Linked DNA regions of Mus musculus: region 1 is linked to region 2. A link is a loop called in an ENCODE intact Hi-C map of the cell type or tissue named here. Cell type or tissue: heart. All regions are shown on one strand. Links, peaks and the distances in the headings refer to the core of each region. The heading gives the core; the rest is flanking DNA. Region 1 holds the start of Gm44040 (a long non-coding RNA gene). Region 2 has its middle 22 kb from the start of Gm35359.

Evidence for each region. Hi-C counts contacts between places; a loop is a spot of excess contacts. Peaks named below come from ENCODE experiments on the same cell type or tissue, not always from the same donor. Only the 100,000 strongest peaks of a DNase experiment are listed, where the experiment ranks them.
Region 1: a loop joins it to region 2, with 2.6 times the contacts of the local background. A loop is called at or near these places in 1 of 42 quality-filtered maps.

The regions. Positions count from the first base shown.
Region 1 is chr6:108,529,203-108,537,535 of GRCm38, reverse strand. All of the region lies in intron 60 of Itpr1 (inositol 1,4,5-trisphosphate receptor 1), which reads right to left. Gm44040 (a long non-coding RNA gene) reads left to right here and starts at 1,781. Exons shown (of 2, transcript XR_003956493.1): 1 at 1,781-8,333. In heart, for the core only: no CTCF peak of the experiment used is centred there; DNase peaks (open chromatin) are centred at 2,625, 4,535, 5,365, 5,915 and 1 weaker place; H3K27ac peaks cover 2,096 bases.
Region 2 is chr6:108,705,190-108,713,522 of GRCm38, reverse strand. No RefSeq gene overlaps it. Among named protein-coding and RNA genes, the nearest start is that of Gm35359, 22 kb to the left of the region's middle. In heart, for the core only: CTCF peaks have their summits at 2,625 (motif pointing left) and 3,361 (motif pointing right); DNase peaks (open chromatin) are centred at 3,452 and 3,822; H3K4me3 peaks cover 1,306 bases; H3K27ac peaks cover 819 bases.

The DNA.
Region 1 (8,333 bases), core at 154-8,153, 180 kb after region 2:
TGTGTGTGTGTGTGTATGTGAAGCCTTGGGCTTTTAATGCCATTACTAGCTTGTTATCCACAAGTTCTGTCACCCATGCATCTAGCCATATTTGCAGACTCTTGCCCTAAAGTCTACTCAGGATCAAAAGCGTGCCACTGGCTTGCATTTTTGGAAAAGCCATCCTTGACCATGACATCCTGTTTCTAAGTGAGTTTACACTGTGGGGAATGTGTGTGGTTGTGTGTGTGTGTGTGTGGGGGGGTGGGTATCACATGGCATCTGCCACTCTGGGTCTGCTATCCCTCTTCGCCTTCCTCAGTCAGCTTGCTGCTGGCATCTCACATGCCAATGCTATGAGGCACCGTCTGCCCGGGTCCTCCCACAATCCAGTCATGCACTTCCCATCGTTGCAAATACTTCCTCTGTCAGAGCACACAGACTAACTGAAGCCACAGCCGGAAGCAGGCTAACCACAAGTGCTGAAGTTCTGGTTAGTTCTTTTCTAGGTAAGGTTGGAAAAGTCCCTACAAAGGCAAACACTCAAGTTTTAGACACGGGGGTGGCACTGACCAGCCACTTCAACACATCCTTGACTGGAAAGAGGGAGAGTGTGTGTATGTGTGTATGTGTGGAGGGGAAGGCTGGGAGGGGGGCTGGGAGCAGAGCCAGGGAGAGGGAGAGCAGAGGCAGGGGTTGCCAATGCTGAGAGGCAGGTGTTTTTTTCTTCCCAGGTTCAAGTGGAGGAGCTGTTCTGAGAAAGACTCCAGAGAACCCATGGCCTCCTGAGAGGGAGCCCTTCCCTCTCTGCAGTTAACCCAATTGAAAGTGTGCATTCCTGAGGATATAGCTATAGCTGTGTACAGAGAGAGCAGCAGCAGCAGACCACAGATCCTGTGACGCTGTTGTGAAAGTCATAGTTTGTGTTGGGAGGACTGCTCTTGCTGTTTGAGACGCATCCAGTGTTTTCTGACAGGCATGTGGTAGAGCAGGTTACTTACCAAACCCTTTGTTCTTCTATAGAAAGTCTCATGAGAACATGAGGACTTGGGAGTTGGGTGAAGGGTAAAACAGATGGGTCATGGAAGAGAAGGCAAGATCTAGAAAATGGAACTCTTGCTTTGCCCCCAAGTAATCCCTTTCGGAAGATTCTAGAAGTCAAGACTATCTTCAGCTCAGATGGTAGCTGCAACTCTGTGTCTTTTGGCTCACTAGAAACCGAGAGGCCAGAAACACACTGGAGTTCAGTCTTCAACTCCGCAGAATGCTTAGAGGGCGGAGGGAGACGGAACATAACACTTATTTTGACAAAGAGGACATGTAGGGTACCCAGCAGACTTGGAATCAATTGTCTCTTTGGTGAGCAAGGCTGGGTCATTTACGCTGAAGAAGAAAGTAAAGTATTCTTTAAAGTGCATTTGTTCTTTATGCTCCATGACTTTCACATTTATACATTAAACCCCCCTGGAAAGTATATTCCAACTTGGTAAACTCAGTGGATGCCACAGGCTCTGAGGGAGAGGCACACGAGGTCCAGAGGTTTTAGGGCAGTGAAGCTAGCCTGTGTGATTCCGTAATTCCAAACCACATGCCTGTCAGAAAACACTGGATGCGTCTCAAACAGCAAGAGCAGTCCTCCCAACACAAACTATGACTTTCACAACAGCGTCACAGGATCTGTGTGTGTGCTGCTGCTGATCTCTCTGTACATAGTTATAGCTATATCCTCAGGAATGCACACTTTTAATTGGGTTAACTGCAGAGAAGGAAGAAGGAAGGAAAGACAGGAAAGGGAGGAGGTGAGACTCGATACATGGGAAAATGTGCTTCCTGCTCCATTTCTCTATAAACCTAAAATTGTTGAGAAAAATTTAACGAGAGAGAGAGAGAGAGAGAGCGAGAGAGCGAGAGAGATATCTTCTACCTGGAATTTCATTGCTACCTCAAAGAAGCTACCAATGAGAATCCAGTCAACCTAAACCACAGATGTTGCTTTTTCACCACTTCTATACACGTCTACCACAGATTTGTGACAGTAGAAAGAGCAAAGGCCTGGATCAAAAGCTAGGCAGAGTTAGAGGTGTGACTTTCTCTATCCACACAGGACAGAGTGAGTCAGCTCATTTAGCTCAGGATTTCCTTTCTTCTCTCTGTCTCTCTGTCTCTGCCTCTCTGTCTCTCTCCCTGTCTCTGTCTCTCTCTCTCTCAAGAGCTTACTAGCTATTGCACTTGGTGACAATAAGGATCAAGTAGCTGTGAATGTGTCCCCTAAAATGGATGGTAATTGTATAAAAGCATTATAAATCAATAAAAAGTCATTTGCTCAAGGTCACATAGCTCACATGGAGGCAATGCTGTAATCTAGATATCAAGACTCCTACCTAAATTACTTTCTTTTTGTGCGATAAGGTTTTGGAGCCTCTGTTTTTCTCTTTGACCAGAGGTTTGTCCATGCTGCTTACAAGTTGAGGTGGGAGTCTGGCCGTTTGTGTGCTCGGAATGACATGACTGAAACAGGCACATTATATAATCTCCAGCTGGGCTGTGATGACCTGTTACCGTTCCTAGACTTAGTTAATAGTTGTTCTTGGATGATACAGCACAACAAAGACCAGCTCGTGCCAGCAGAGAGAACCGCACCCAGTTCTGATGAAATTCCCATCCACGGCCAGCTGCAGAATCACCCTTTCAAGTCAGTCTGGGGCCACAGGTGGAGTGTTCCCTGGGCACCCATAGCGACTGTGAGAAGGCAGAGTTCAGCACTGGGAGTGACTTGCCTGGGTCCTGGGCACCCGAGGCTGCCACGTTGAGCAAACCAGAGGTCAGGGAGGAGAAGGAGGTAGGCCAGCAGCCTGTGCCAGGCAAGGCAGGACTGGCCCCCTTTGAGACTGTTAATAAGAGACAATCTGGCAAAAGTCACACTTTTCTGGAATCCAGCATCCAAGCTGGCTTCTGACCTGCTGCTAAGGCGGCTTCCCTTGCAGTTTTCACCAGCTAAGGGCTGACCAGAACATTCCTGGAGTTGGAGATGGAGACCGTGACAATTTTCAGCAGTTTTGATTCTTTCTAGAGTCTGTAAGTTTTTAACGTTGACATGGTTGACTGAATCCAGTGCTTTCTTCTTTGCTTTGATGCCTAATCTGATAACCAAGGTTCTAAAATCTTTTCCCCCAACCAGCAGAAAGTCCTTCCGTTCATTCACCTTTGAACAGACACAGACACAGAGCTAGGTGTGGTGGCATATGCACTTGGGAGGCAGAGACAGGAAGATATTTATGAGTTCAAGGCCAGCTAGGACTACACAGACCGTGTCTCAACACACGTGAACCCACATACAAGTACACACACACACACACACAGAGCTAATAGCTGTCTCATGTGCCATGGTGTGCTTTCTGAGCTCTTTCAGCTGGGTTGACAGAACAGAAAACTCAAGATAAGCTTTGTTCAGGATCATTGCTTTGTAGCTATTCTGAGGGCAGGCTAGGAACACACTACCAGTCTTCCTGCCCACAGTTCTCAAGGAACTGAAGAGCTGGTCTGTACCTACTGACCTGAGAGTGGTGTGCAGGGATGGTGCCACCTCTGAAGAATGCATATCACATGCAGGCTCCCCCATCCTCTCCAAATCACCTATCCTACTCTCTAAATATTCACAAGCCCGAGTCTCCCCTGATGCCACTTTGAAAGGTGGTACCCAAGTCTTTTCCCTTCCCCATGTTCCCTGCAGGCATTCACTATAAAAAGACAGGTTTTTAATTTCCATTGTGTGCACTTGATAAAGACAGTCCATTTCAGAGTATTTTACAGGTTGAGTTTTATATCTCTTATACCTGTTTATCAAATATATATATATATATATATAGTATGTGTATATATGGCTGTATACTGTGGTAGCAACATGATACTACTAAGTGGTTATATCAGACAAAGTTGGTATTTGGAACCATCAGGAATGAATGCAGGAGTTAGGGCAAAGGAGTTACAGATGTTGCCTGAATGGGTGGCAGCCCAGTGGACTGTGTGATGGATGAAAAAAAATGGGAGGGGGGCTGGGTATATATTTTTTCTTTTTGTTTATTAGCTTTGTCTTGTTGGGTGATGTGTAAGTAAATATTTACTATACGCATATAAGCATGTGCTCTCTTGGGTGGTGAACACTCTCTCCGTGGCTCTATCCAACCTTTGTTGGTGTGACCCTGACGCTCTGCGGCCTGGAAGACCAGTCAGGTGGCTCCACTCCCCATGTTCCCCTTCAGCATCTCAGATCCTTTAGGGCTCTACTTTCTGTCAGAAAGGCTGTAACATACAGACTGGGGAAGATGCAGAGCATGCTAGAGCTGTATGCAGAAATGCAGGCCTGATGCCGAGTACATCCCAGCACCAGAAAGGTGTCCATGAAGTGCACAGGAAGGGAGGGGGGTGGCCCCACCCCCTCTACACCAGAGGACAGAACATGTTATGAAGTTAGGTGGGGAAACATAAGCTCAGCAAATGTTTTGTGCAGCTGCCACGGACAGGAACCCAAGCTCAAGCCCAGCGGGTGGGGTCAGAGCCTGGCTGGCTGGCTGGCTGGCTGGGAGGTGCACTGAATGGTGCTGACACACAGTTTCCAGCCCCTGAGAAGGCAGTGGCCAAATCCCTCTCCACTTCTCTTTCACCCTGATATTCTTGAACTTGGACGTGGTGTAACCTCGCTCCAGGGGGCATTCTGGGAATGGTATTTAGAGGGCAGCACAGGCTGTCTCCTCCCGTATAGGAGCTCAGGGCTTTTCACCAATGCATATGGCCTCCCAGGTTAGGCACAAAGTTGTTGCTATGGCACTGAGGACCGAAACACTGATATCGCTGCCCCAGGAATTTATCGAGACACTCCCTTCCTCCTAGCATCCTCCCTTGATTTCCAGAATCAAAGTCCAAACTGTATGCTTGAATGGAGCAATGGGATGTCACTGTCACATTTCCAATGCCGGGACAAAGCGGAGTCTGTCAAAACTCAGGTAAGACAGGTCAGGGTGGAGCTGGCTGCATATCCTGCCAGGCTGTGTCTCTCAGTTATATACCTCACATGGGCTCTCATTCTCATTTCCCTCCTGGAGTCTCCCCTGTGGCTGTGACATTTGAGATGCATTTCCCTATGCTGGGCAGCCCTTGCTCCACAGCCACCCAGAACCTTGATTTATCTAGGTATTATCCACGAAGAGTCTCCCTGCCAGTCCTTGGACTACCCTTGGCAGAAAGAAGCACTGTCCCTGCACTGGAGACACCACTGGAGACACTGCCTGTCTGCAGACTCCAGAGTGCAGGCACTCCTTCAGGTCAAGCAAAGTGCACAACTTGGGCCAGTTCTGCTTTAAGACAGAAGGGAGTGACACCCACGCAGAGGCGGGCACTTACTCCCCATTCTGATCTCTTAACCTTGCTAAGAGTAGCTTTCTGTTTACTTCCTGTGTCTTCTTATCGACTACAGACAAACAGGCTGAGGCCAGCGCTCCTCTCGCTTCCCAGTTTTCTCACCGTGGTCCCTCAGAGACCTTTTGTACTGTATACTTTGTTAACACAATTTATTTGCTTGGAACATTCCTTGACCAGACCTTTTCAGGAAGAAAAAAAAAAAAAGATTCTCACCTAGCTTCTGATACAGACTGCATTAGGCTCTTAAGGAAAGCCTCTACCAAGAATGCAAAGCAAGAGTCCCTCCCCTGCTGGGCAGACACTCTCCACTACCTGAGAGAGGATTAACAAAGAGTTCACAGCGGTGAGAAAGAGTCAGCCAGTCAGCGTGGGGCTTAAGGGTTGTCAGAGCAGACATTCTCCTGTCTGATTGTCACTGGGTGAAGCGCAGGGCCTGAGTCACCTGGGTGTGGAAGCTGGTCCGCCTGGTGGTTCTGATGGCTCCTCTCCCTTCTTGCTCTTAGACTCCTCTCTCCCCCAACCAGATCTGGCCACCAAGGACTATGCTTCGGTGTCTCAAGTGTAAGTGGTGGTAGAGGTGTTTATCATATATGTCAGATAAATTCTTTACCAGAGCTGTACACTCCCTGCCCTACTTCTGTCATATGGACACTCTCTAGCACTTGAGGTGGTCACCTGGGAGCCAGGCTGGCTATGCACAGCTTTGAGCATTAAACCCCATCTAACCACAAAGCTCAAGGCCTGCTGATTTATGCATTAGCCAGCCAGCATTACCCAGGAGATCCTCTTTCCGGCTCTCCTTCCTACCCCCCCCCCCCCATGGGGCCTTTTCTGCCTTTTTAAAAAGTGATTAATTCCACACCACTAGGGAGATGAAGCAGCCAGATGACAAAGGCTGCAGGCTCCTGACCCCAGGGCTGTGTGCAGGTGCACAGACTGCCCCCCCCCACTTGCAAGGGAACCTAGATGTGTGGGTGGGGCCACTTGAGGCTGAACTGGGGCCCAGCAGCTCTGGTCCAGCTGTGTGACCCTGCAGAGGCTGCTTTACCCGGCTGAGTTCTCATTGGTGAAGTGTTTATATTCTGCTAGGTATAGGATGGGCGAGATGCTGCACCGGAGGGTGATTAATGATAACCTAGGACAGGCAACCGCTATCCAATCAGCCCTGCTGTTGCCAGTGTACTCTAGCCGCTGTTCAGGTCACCTGGGGAAACACATTCTCCTTAGCCACTGCTGGGTCCTAGGTGACCCCAATGTTTGGCTTACCGCACCAGGACAAGTATTTTACATATCAAAGCAGATCTGGCCTTCAGGTTCTCCCAGCATCCTTCAGTCCTAATTTGGCACACCCAGCTGGCAACCTTGAATTTTCCAGCTGAGCTGCCTTTCCCCCAGAGGTTCTTCCTATATAATCCAGATATTTTGTTCTCGTGTTCTCTCTCTCTCTCTCTCTCTCTCTCTCTCTCTCTCTCTCTCTCTCTCTCTCTCTCTCTCTCCTTCTCCCTCTCCCTCTCTCCCTCCCTCTCCCTCCCTCCCCCTCCCCCTCTTGGGGCCGGTGAACTCACCTGAGAGCAGCTTCCCCATAACCCTGCGTACATGATCTAATCTGGTTTGAAATGGCTCATTTCATCGGCAGGATAGAAATAACCTGTCTATCACATGCTACCATGGAGGAGAGGCACTCAGAATAGCCCAGGATATTCTATCCAGTCACCCTACTGTCTATGAAGTTCACTCAGAAACACTTCTGGGGGGGGGGTATCTAAGATTATGAGGTGGAATTTCAAGATACATAAGTGAATCTGTGTTTAGTTAGGAAAAGAAATTCATCATTCATTTTTTAAACAAAACACCTTTCCTTTTAATGTTTTTTTTTTTTTTTTTTTTTTTTTTTTTGTGCTTCTAACATTCAAGAATTCAGTCTTCTCCCTTGAATACAGCAGAAAAAAGGGCAACTGTATCTTTCTGGGAATCATATATTTTGTCTCTTACCTCTAATGTCCCCACTTATGTAGTATTTACATCCTCCTGGGCAGAAAATTCATAGTGAATTCCTACCCAATAGTATCACCTTAACCTTACACAAGCACAAATCCTCAGTTTGGTGGGCACAGAACAAAGCCACTGGTGTAGAAATTATATAAAAGGGCATGCATATAACTGTGGAAACACATATGGAGATCCAGATTAACAAAACTCCTTAGGCTACTACCATGACTGGAGTTCCTATGAGAAAAGGCAGCCCTATCTATCTATCTATCTATCTATCTATCTATCTATCTATCTATCTATCTATCTATCTATCTATTTCTATGCTGCCAGGGGCTATATGAGGTCACAGCAGTCATAGCTTGCCTATGACAAAGATGACATCATTTCTATATATTAAGCTGCATATGTATTATAGGGGGCAGGGAACAGAAGAAAGCAAGTTTCTCCAGACTTCTGAGTCACAGCACTACTTACCATTGGGGTTGCAACCGAAGGTCAGGTCTACTAGTGAACCGAGAGTAACCCCACAACTCTAAGACCATTTCTCTGAATTGACAGAAACACCACTGATACTAGAGAAAGGGGAAGATACTGTTTTGTTTTGTTTTTTTTCCACATAGGAAGCTATTAAAATCAAGATGGCTTGGTGACCGGTGACCATTAGCTGGCAGCCAAGGTACCTCCCACAGGGATGGGACTACAAGGAAGCTCCCTTTGGCTCTTCTGTCACCATGTGGCCTTCCGTCTGCTGGCTGCTGTGCTTAGGCTTGCCCACCAGCTGTTGCCCTCCACACCCTCCTGCCACACTCTGGGTCTTATCTGTCTAGTCCCAGATGGGTGTGTGAGGTAGCATGAACCTGAATTTGTATAAGTCCCAGATGGTCAATGGGTTACCGATGTCCTATGACTTGCTGGGGATTACATGCCTATGAAAGAGCAGAGCTGGC
Region 2 (8,333 bases), core at 163-8,162:
AGTCAAATCTTTTCATTTGAACTTGCAAACCTCTTAGCACCTCCTGTTCTATTTAGGGATTCTCTGCGTTGGAGAATACTCAGTGATTGGCTAAAAAATGTCTGAACGAAAACACACACACACACACACACACACACACACACACACACACACACACGAGGTGGGGGCTGAGAGAAAATTTGATTTCTACACCAAAACCGAATCTGCTCATCTGACACAGCAGCGGCAATCTCAGTGCACTGGGGCATGGGGATTGTGAGTTCTGGCTACCAGGTTCAAAGGAAACATTTCCCCAAATTCTGGCACTTAGTTCCCCAGGACCCTGTGAAGCTGGTTCCACTCTACCAAAAGGGATTATTTTCCTTATCACGAGCAGAAGGGACAAATGGCTACTGAATATCATGCCAAAGCACACGCTGTCCTCCAGGGTCCCTCAGCACCCAAGTACCTGTGACACATTTCAACATCTCTGGTGGCATTCTGCCTCTCCACAGCTCTTCTCACTTCCCAGCTACCCTAAACTTCCCAAATTCATGGGCTTCCCTCCCCCCCCCTTCTCATTTTCCTTATAACCCTACTATGTGGACCCTGTTCCTTCTTGCCTGCTTTCTTCTTATCTTCCTCTTGTTCTCTCTCTCTCTCTCTCTCTCTCTCTCTCTCTCTCTCGCCTGGTCTACAGAGTGCGTTCCAGGACAGGCAGGGCTACACAGAGAAACCCTGTCTCATAAAACTAGAAACCCAAACAGAATAAAAAAACCCTTCCCCTTAACCATACTATGGAGTGGTCATGTTGTAAGTTTATACGCTGGTCAACACAGTATCATTACAAGACAAAACACTGTCTCAAATAAGCAAGCAAACAAACAAATAAATAAATAACATTACACAGGTGTGTTGGCACATACCTTTAATCCTAGCACTGAGACGGTAGAGGTAAGCCAGTCTCTGTGATTTTTTTTTGAGACCAGCTTGGTCTATATAGTGATTTCATGTCAAACCAGGCTACATAGTGAAATTCTAGCTTTAAATAAATAAGTTTAAACATTGAATAAATTACTACAGTTTATGTATAATCTTGGTTTCAGGCTCCTGTCAAGAAATGAGATGCACTGACACAGGGAAGAGAGCTCATTCACTGTGTGAAGTGCTTTCATGCATACATAAAGACCTGAGTTCAAACCCCAGAGCCTACATTAAAAGCCAGGTGCAGGTCATCATCCCAGTGCTTCCTGGGAAACAGGACAGATCCCAGGGGACTGCTGGCCAGCCAGCTTAGCCTAGTTTTGAGCCCCAGGTTCAGTGAGAGACTTGATCAAATAAACAAGGTAGACCATACCTGAAGAATGATACCCAATGTTACCCTCTGGTTTACACACACACACACACACACACACACACACACACACACACACACACACACCAATACTGAAAGACTCAATAACACGAGATCCTCAGTCAAACATGGTAGCCACAGGGGAAAGTTGAGTGGTGGCTGTCCCTGTGACAGAAAATGAGGATCTTTTCGACAGAACCGCCAGCCTCTCTGGTTGGCACAAGCCACCTCGATGTCTGGACACATCTGGGTTTATGGCTCCTTCCTTGGAAGCCAAACCATCTGGTCTTCTTTCTTCCATTCTGTAAGCAGAAAGACCCAGGGTAGAGCTTCATTTTTCCGCTGATGTAAATTTTATTAACACCCCAATTTAGATAGCAGAAGCAGTGACAGTTTGGTTTTAAGATATTTTCCACCTCACTGAAAACCAAAAAGTTACATGGCATATTGAGAAATCCCCCACAAACCACCCCCTAGGAAGTTTTGGGTTGTTTTTAAAGCGTTGGGGGAGCGAACCCAGGACCTTATGCATCCCAAGCAGGTGTTCAGGACCTGAGCCACACTCCCAGCCTCTGTGCAAATTGTGTTGTCTTTTTTAGGCTTTTTTTTTTCTTTTTGCATTGGACATGTGAAATTCTCACCATTCAACTACTCAGTATGTGCTTTGAGACCTGGGAAAGACCCTAGTTTTTTATAGATCTGTAACTGAGGTAAGTTTAATGTCTCCTGTCAGTAACTTTCAGCATTTGGCTCCTACTTCTTCATAGCCTTTATACCATTTTTCTTTCCAGCATATCTCTCTCTCTCTCCCCACCCCCTCCACTCTCAGCTTAATTGTGGAAACCTTCTCATTGCTAACACAGAACAGACATAGGCATTAATTTTAGCATGTAGACCAAAGTCTAGAAGCTCAGTTCTCAAAATGTGGGTTCCAGATCAGTAGCTGTTTGGAAACTTGCTAGAAATATAGAGCTGCAGCCCCACCTCAGGCCCACAGAACCCAAATCTGCTTTTTCACAAAGTACTAAACACATTCAAAATAAAACAAGTAATGTCCTCTATGAGAGCAATTGTGATTAAAAGAGGACAGTATTACTGACAGAGAGGGAGCCACCCTACACCGCAGGCTTCAGGATTAAAACTCATTTCCACTCTAAATACTTGAGTGCCCAGATAAGCTTCATTGAGTGGGTTACATCTTAGCGGTAGTAGAAATTAAAACTGTGAAAGTTTTAAAAGTATCTCTAATTTGGGGTTGGAGAAATGACTCATTGGTTAAGAGCACTTTTATGGCTCCTGTAGAGGTCCAGGGTATCTGACGCCCCCTTCTGGCCTGCACAGCCACCTACATCCTACATGCACAAACTTCATAGAAACTCTCTCTCTCTCTCTCTCTCTCTCTCTCTCTCTCTCTCTCTCACACACACACACACACACACACACACACACACACACACACACACACCCCAGCACAATTCATTTAAAAGTAGTAATCTAGGTGTTGCGGAATCCATGGCTATAATTCTAGGATGCAGGATGGGAGATGGCTTTACAGGTAAAGTCTTGACACCTTGCCTGTTGACCTGAGTTAATTCCTAAGACGAACACGGTGGAAAGAGAGACCTGAATCTAACAAACTGTTTTCTGACCTTTAGATCAGTTCTCCCTCTATATCTTAGTCTCTGTGTCTCTTCTCTCTGTCTCTGTCTGTCTCTCTCTACTCCCTCCCTTTACCCTCCCTCTCTCCCTCTCTCCCCTAATACAAAGAGAGACCCTGTCTTAAAATCTTAAAACAGCAAAAACAGATTGTGCGGTGAACATAAAACGCAAATTCTGGTCCTGACTAGTTCCTAGCGTGGCTGAGAGACTATGGGCATATCTCTGTCCTCTCTGGGCCTCCATTTCCTGATCTGTTTTACTGTGGAGACATCTGTCGCACCCCAGCCCTGCCAACTCTCCTAGCCCTCTCTAAAGGTCTGGGAGGTCCCAGACAGAATTTTAGAACGATTCTCCTTTTTGCCCAGAAGAGGGCGATGGAGACCGGCCATGGCTGGACCACTTCTAACCCCGAGGCGGTTCACAGACTCCTGATCGGTCCACAAGGATCCCTCGTGATCCGGGCGGTTTCCTTGGCACCAGCTGACATTGGTATCCCAGGCCACCTGGGCGGTCCAAGTGAGAGAAGGAGCTCTGGACGCCTTCCATATTGACCCAAAAATGGCCAGTCTGGGTATTCAGATTCCTCCTATCCCAATCTGGGAAGAGCCACAGAGACTTGGTTTGAGGAAAGACACATTGTCCCCACCTGCACTGCGTCTTTGGGTGAGAAACCACCCAGAAGCTATTTACTCCAAAGAGAAAACTGGGCGGGGTGGCCGGAAAGGAACAAGACACAGAGCTGCGCCAGGTCCTTGGGGATTGCCTGCCACTGGCGGGCTGCGCTTGCATCAGCGCCTGCTGGGGCTGGGGCAGGGGCCTGGCCACCAGCGACGTCAGCCTCTTTCCCAGAAGAATTCCACTTCCTGCGGTCCGGGCCCCAGAAGTGTGGGAGTGGTGGGGGTTGGTTTCTTAGGATGACACCACTCAGTATGCTGCATCTCCTCATTCGCACACGCTGTTGTCATGGAGACGAACAGCATCCTGACAGCCCCGGAGAGGCCAATTCGCCCACAAGAAATGACCGGGGCATGGCCGACTCAGGAAAACACTGACTGTGTGGGGTGCTGGGTCAAGGAAAACAGCAGCCACGGGTCCCTGAATTTGGCCCCAGGGATGGGTGGGAGGGATGAGGGAACCAATTTCTGTGATGCGATTTCAAAGCTGGAGGCGTCTTAGTCCAGAGAAAAGCTTTGAAAGCACGTGGCTAGCTAGCAAAAGTTTCTTCCTCCTCCCCCTCTTCCCTCTCCTCTTCTTCCTGCTTCTCCTCTTGTCGGCTTCTTTCCCCAATTTTCTTAGGACTCTCTAAGATTTCCCGACCTCATCAGCTCTTATCGAAGGCAGTGTTAGTATTAATTCGCTTAAGTAAACATTTGTTAAGCGGTCAGGGTGTAACTTGCAAAGTTACACGGGTAAAAGACCTCCTTTCGTCTTCGCCATGACTCAAGTGCTGCTGTCACCTTTTCCGAGGAACTATCCAGTTCGTGGGCGATCTCCTAGGAAGTCAAGTCAACTCCCGCTCTCTAGCCATTACCGAGCACCTGCCAGAACAGCAGCTAATACGGCATGCAGCATGTGTGATTTTTTTCCTCTGATGCTCCACTGTGACTGCCCTAAGACTAAGCACCGAATCTCTAATTATGGGTTGGTAAATTTGAGATTATTAACCCCCAATCACGAGGAAACCTTGTGCCTGGATCAGGAGTCTGTGAACCACCTCAGGGTTAGAGAAGCAAAATAACCCTTACTAAAACATATTTTGAAATACAGAAATGCTGGGCATGGTGGTGCACACCTTTAATCCCAGCACTAGGGAGGCAGAGGCAGGCAGATTTCTGAGTTCGAGGCCAGCCTGGTCTACAAAATGAGTTCCAGGACAGCTAGGGCTACGCAGAGAAACCCTGTCTCGAAGGAAAAAAAAAAAATGAGTATTTAGTACACTGGCGTTGGCTTTGTGAAAAATAGAGTGCATTGCCTACCTAGACAAGTCCTTTCGTTTGAGCCATTTCTGTTGCGGCCGCCAGCAGCTCGCAACGTGAACGGTTCGACTGAGAAGGCCACTCGAGCTGTAAGAGAGGAATCTAGACGGGGCGAAAAAAGAAACGGAGCTAAGACAATTTCATTCTGATCAAAGCTCAAATTTTATTGTTGGGACACTAGTTATGAAGGAAGGGGGAGGGGACCCGATTCCCGCCGAATAATCTCGGGTCCAGTAGAAAGGTGCACGTGTGTGGCTCCTCAGGTTCCAGCAGTGGGCGTGGCAGAACGAATGAGCAGGAAGCTCCACCCCGAGCAAGCAGGTTTCAGGCTGGGGGAGGGGAGACTACATTTCCACCAAAAATGTACTATATATATTTTTATTTCGTATTTCATTTATTGATTTTGTGCATGCATGCATGTCTCTCTGTGTGTGTGTCTGTGTGTGTGTCTGTGTGTCTGTGTCTGTGTGTGTAGGTATTCTTGTATGTACACCCATGGAGGTCTGAGGACAGCTTGCGGGGGGGCAGGGGGGGGGGCCAACTCTCTCCTTCCAGAGTGGGTTCTAGGGATCAAATTCAGGTTACCTGCTGAGCCACCTCACTGGCCAAAGCATGCTATGTATTTAAATGGTTGTATTCATTATTTTCCTCTATCTGTAAAAGGCTAAGCTAGTAAGTAGTACCTACAGTGTTGTACATCCTTGTGGAGACTTCGGAATTTAGAGAGCGCTTTCCTGCCTAGAATCTAACTTCTTTGCTGTACCCTTGAGAAGTAGTCAGAATCGCTCCTCTTGGTCCCAATTTCTGTGTGAACTCCAGGAGGTTTATACAAAGAAGACTTTCCACCTACTAGTGATAACAATGTCTTTAATGAAAGACTCAAATCTGCTGTGGTGGCACAATCCTATAAAACCCACCAGCCTGGAGGTAGAGACTGCAGTGTAACCTGGGCTATCCAGCAAGGTTCCAACTCAAAAAACAAGCACTCAAAATGAAACTACCAACAGTAGCCACCAGGACACAAGCCAAATGCTCACCAACAGATGAACTGATAAATAAGAAGAGCTGTGTTCGTATGTTGGAATATTAGTCAGCCTTGAAAGGAATTAGGTGCAGAGACATGCTTTCACGTGAGTGCAACTTGAAGGTGGGGTTCCAGGTGAAGTAAAGCCGACCCAAAGGACAGATGTTAGCATACATGTGATTTCATTTACACGAGAAACCTGCAACACGAATACGTATAGACAAAGATTCAGAGGAGAGGTTCTTAGTGGGTGGGGGATAAGTTCCTGTTTGATGTCATTGGCGTTCCACTTGTAGCAACAGAGCAAGCACTAGAGACAGGCAGTGCTGTTGGTGGTACAGTGCTGGGGATGCTGTCATGATCCCAACATGCACATTTAACACTGAAAAGTGAGAGTGGGCCTGTAGCACAGGCTATAGAGTGCACAAGGCTATAGGGTGCTTGCAAGCCTAGTATTCATGAAGCCCTGGGTTGGATCCCTACTTCCAGAAACAGCATGGTGGCATGCACCTGTAACCCTAGCGCAGGAGGTAGGTTCCATATCAGCCTGTATTACAAGAAACCAGTTCCTGGACTGGAAAGATGGCTCAGTGGTTAAGAGAACTGACTTCTCTTCCAGAGATCCTGAGTTCAAATCCCAGCAAACACATGATGGCTCACAACCATCTGCAGTGGAATCTGATGCCCTCTTCTGGTGTGTCTGAAGACAGCTACAGTGTATTCATATACATAAAATAAATAAATCTTAAAAAAAGAAACTGGTTTCTTTAAGGAAAAAACATATATATATGATATTGATATATGATATAACATATATCAATATATGATATATATTGGGAAAAAGGGAAAGTTATATTAGTAATCTTCATTTGTTATTTTTATTTTTTTAAACCGGGGGCGGGGGTGTGTGTCAAATCCCTAGCCTTCCATTTGCTAGGTAGAACACACCGTCACTAAGCTATATGCCCAGTCCAGCAGTCTCCATTCTGATTCAATTTCTTTCTTTCTTTCTTTCTTTCTTTCTTTCTTTCTTTCTTTCTTTCTTTCTCTCTCTCTCTCTCTCTCTCTCTCTTTCTTTCTTTCTTAAAAAAAAAAAAAACAAAAAGGTTTCTTGCACCCTTCACCTGGGCCTATCTGCCAAGGTTGTCTGGATTCCTGTCTCCACCTGAAAGGCAGTGTCATGTCCTTAAAAATAGCACAATCATGTGTTTTCACCAAACACAGAAGGCTGGCATTCCCCTCAGGTGCTCCAAATGAGCAAGATTTGGCTGGTAGGAGAGAGAATTGGGAGGTGAGTCACCAGCGGGGCAGATGAGGTCATCATGGGGTGACCATCTGCATGGAGCAACCCTCCCAGCCCAGCCTGTCCTCTCAGGGGCTGACAGGTCTCCAGCCGGCTGAGCTTCTCAGTCTGGCTTCTCAGCCATGAGGTGAGGTGTGGTGGGGCGATTTCCTCTCCGTGACTCAGTGGCTCAACTCCCCCAACAGACGGGATCTCTAGCTGAACACAACGCCAAGGTCAAGACCTGAGATGCCACAACTTGTCTGTCCTTAATAAAGAACAGGAAGGTGAGCATCCTCAGAGAAGAGAGGAGAGGACTTCTTCAATCTTCGTTGGAATGCTAAGTATTTAAGAAATGAAGGAATGGGTCCTCTTATCTTGATGGTGCTAGCAGAGCTCAGGAGACTGGCTCCTGGAATGGAGGGCTGATACTTATTCACTGATCATGACAATGGACACCTCCAGGCACAAATACAATTCCAAACTATGAAGAAAAACATAATTTTGTTTCCTTACATTTCATGGTGGTATCTCGTATTCTCCGAGGGACATCAGAACTGGAACAACACATTTTCATTTTCATGAAGCTGACTCAGGTTGGATGGGCACAATCATGGCACTGGCCCAAAGGTAGCCAAGTGTGTGCAGTCAGTCTGGTCATCCATAAATGGTAAAGTAAGCATGTGTAGTGTAGGAATGTAAGCACTACACACCCGTAATCCTAGCACTTGGGAGGCTGAGGCAGGAAGATTTGAGTTCGACTCTAGCTTATGCTACAAAGGAAAACCTCATCTTCAAAAGAAGGGAGGGAGCTGGGGATGTAGCTCCTTTGGTAGTCCAATTGGAAGTTGGTGGAATCAAAAGTTCAAGGCCACCCTTGGTATGAAAGTTTGGGACTAGCCAGAGTTACACAAGACTCTGTCGCCAAAAAATAAGAAAGTGGTGCCGGGCAGTGGTGGCACACACCTTTAATCCCAGCACTTGGGAGGCAGAGGCAGATGGATTTCTGAGTTCGAGGCCAGCCTGGTCTACAGAGTGATTTCCTGGACAGTCAGGGCT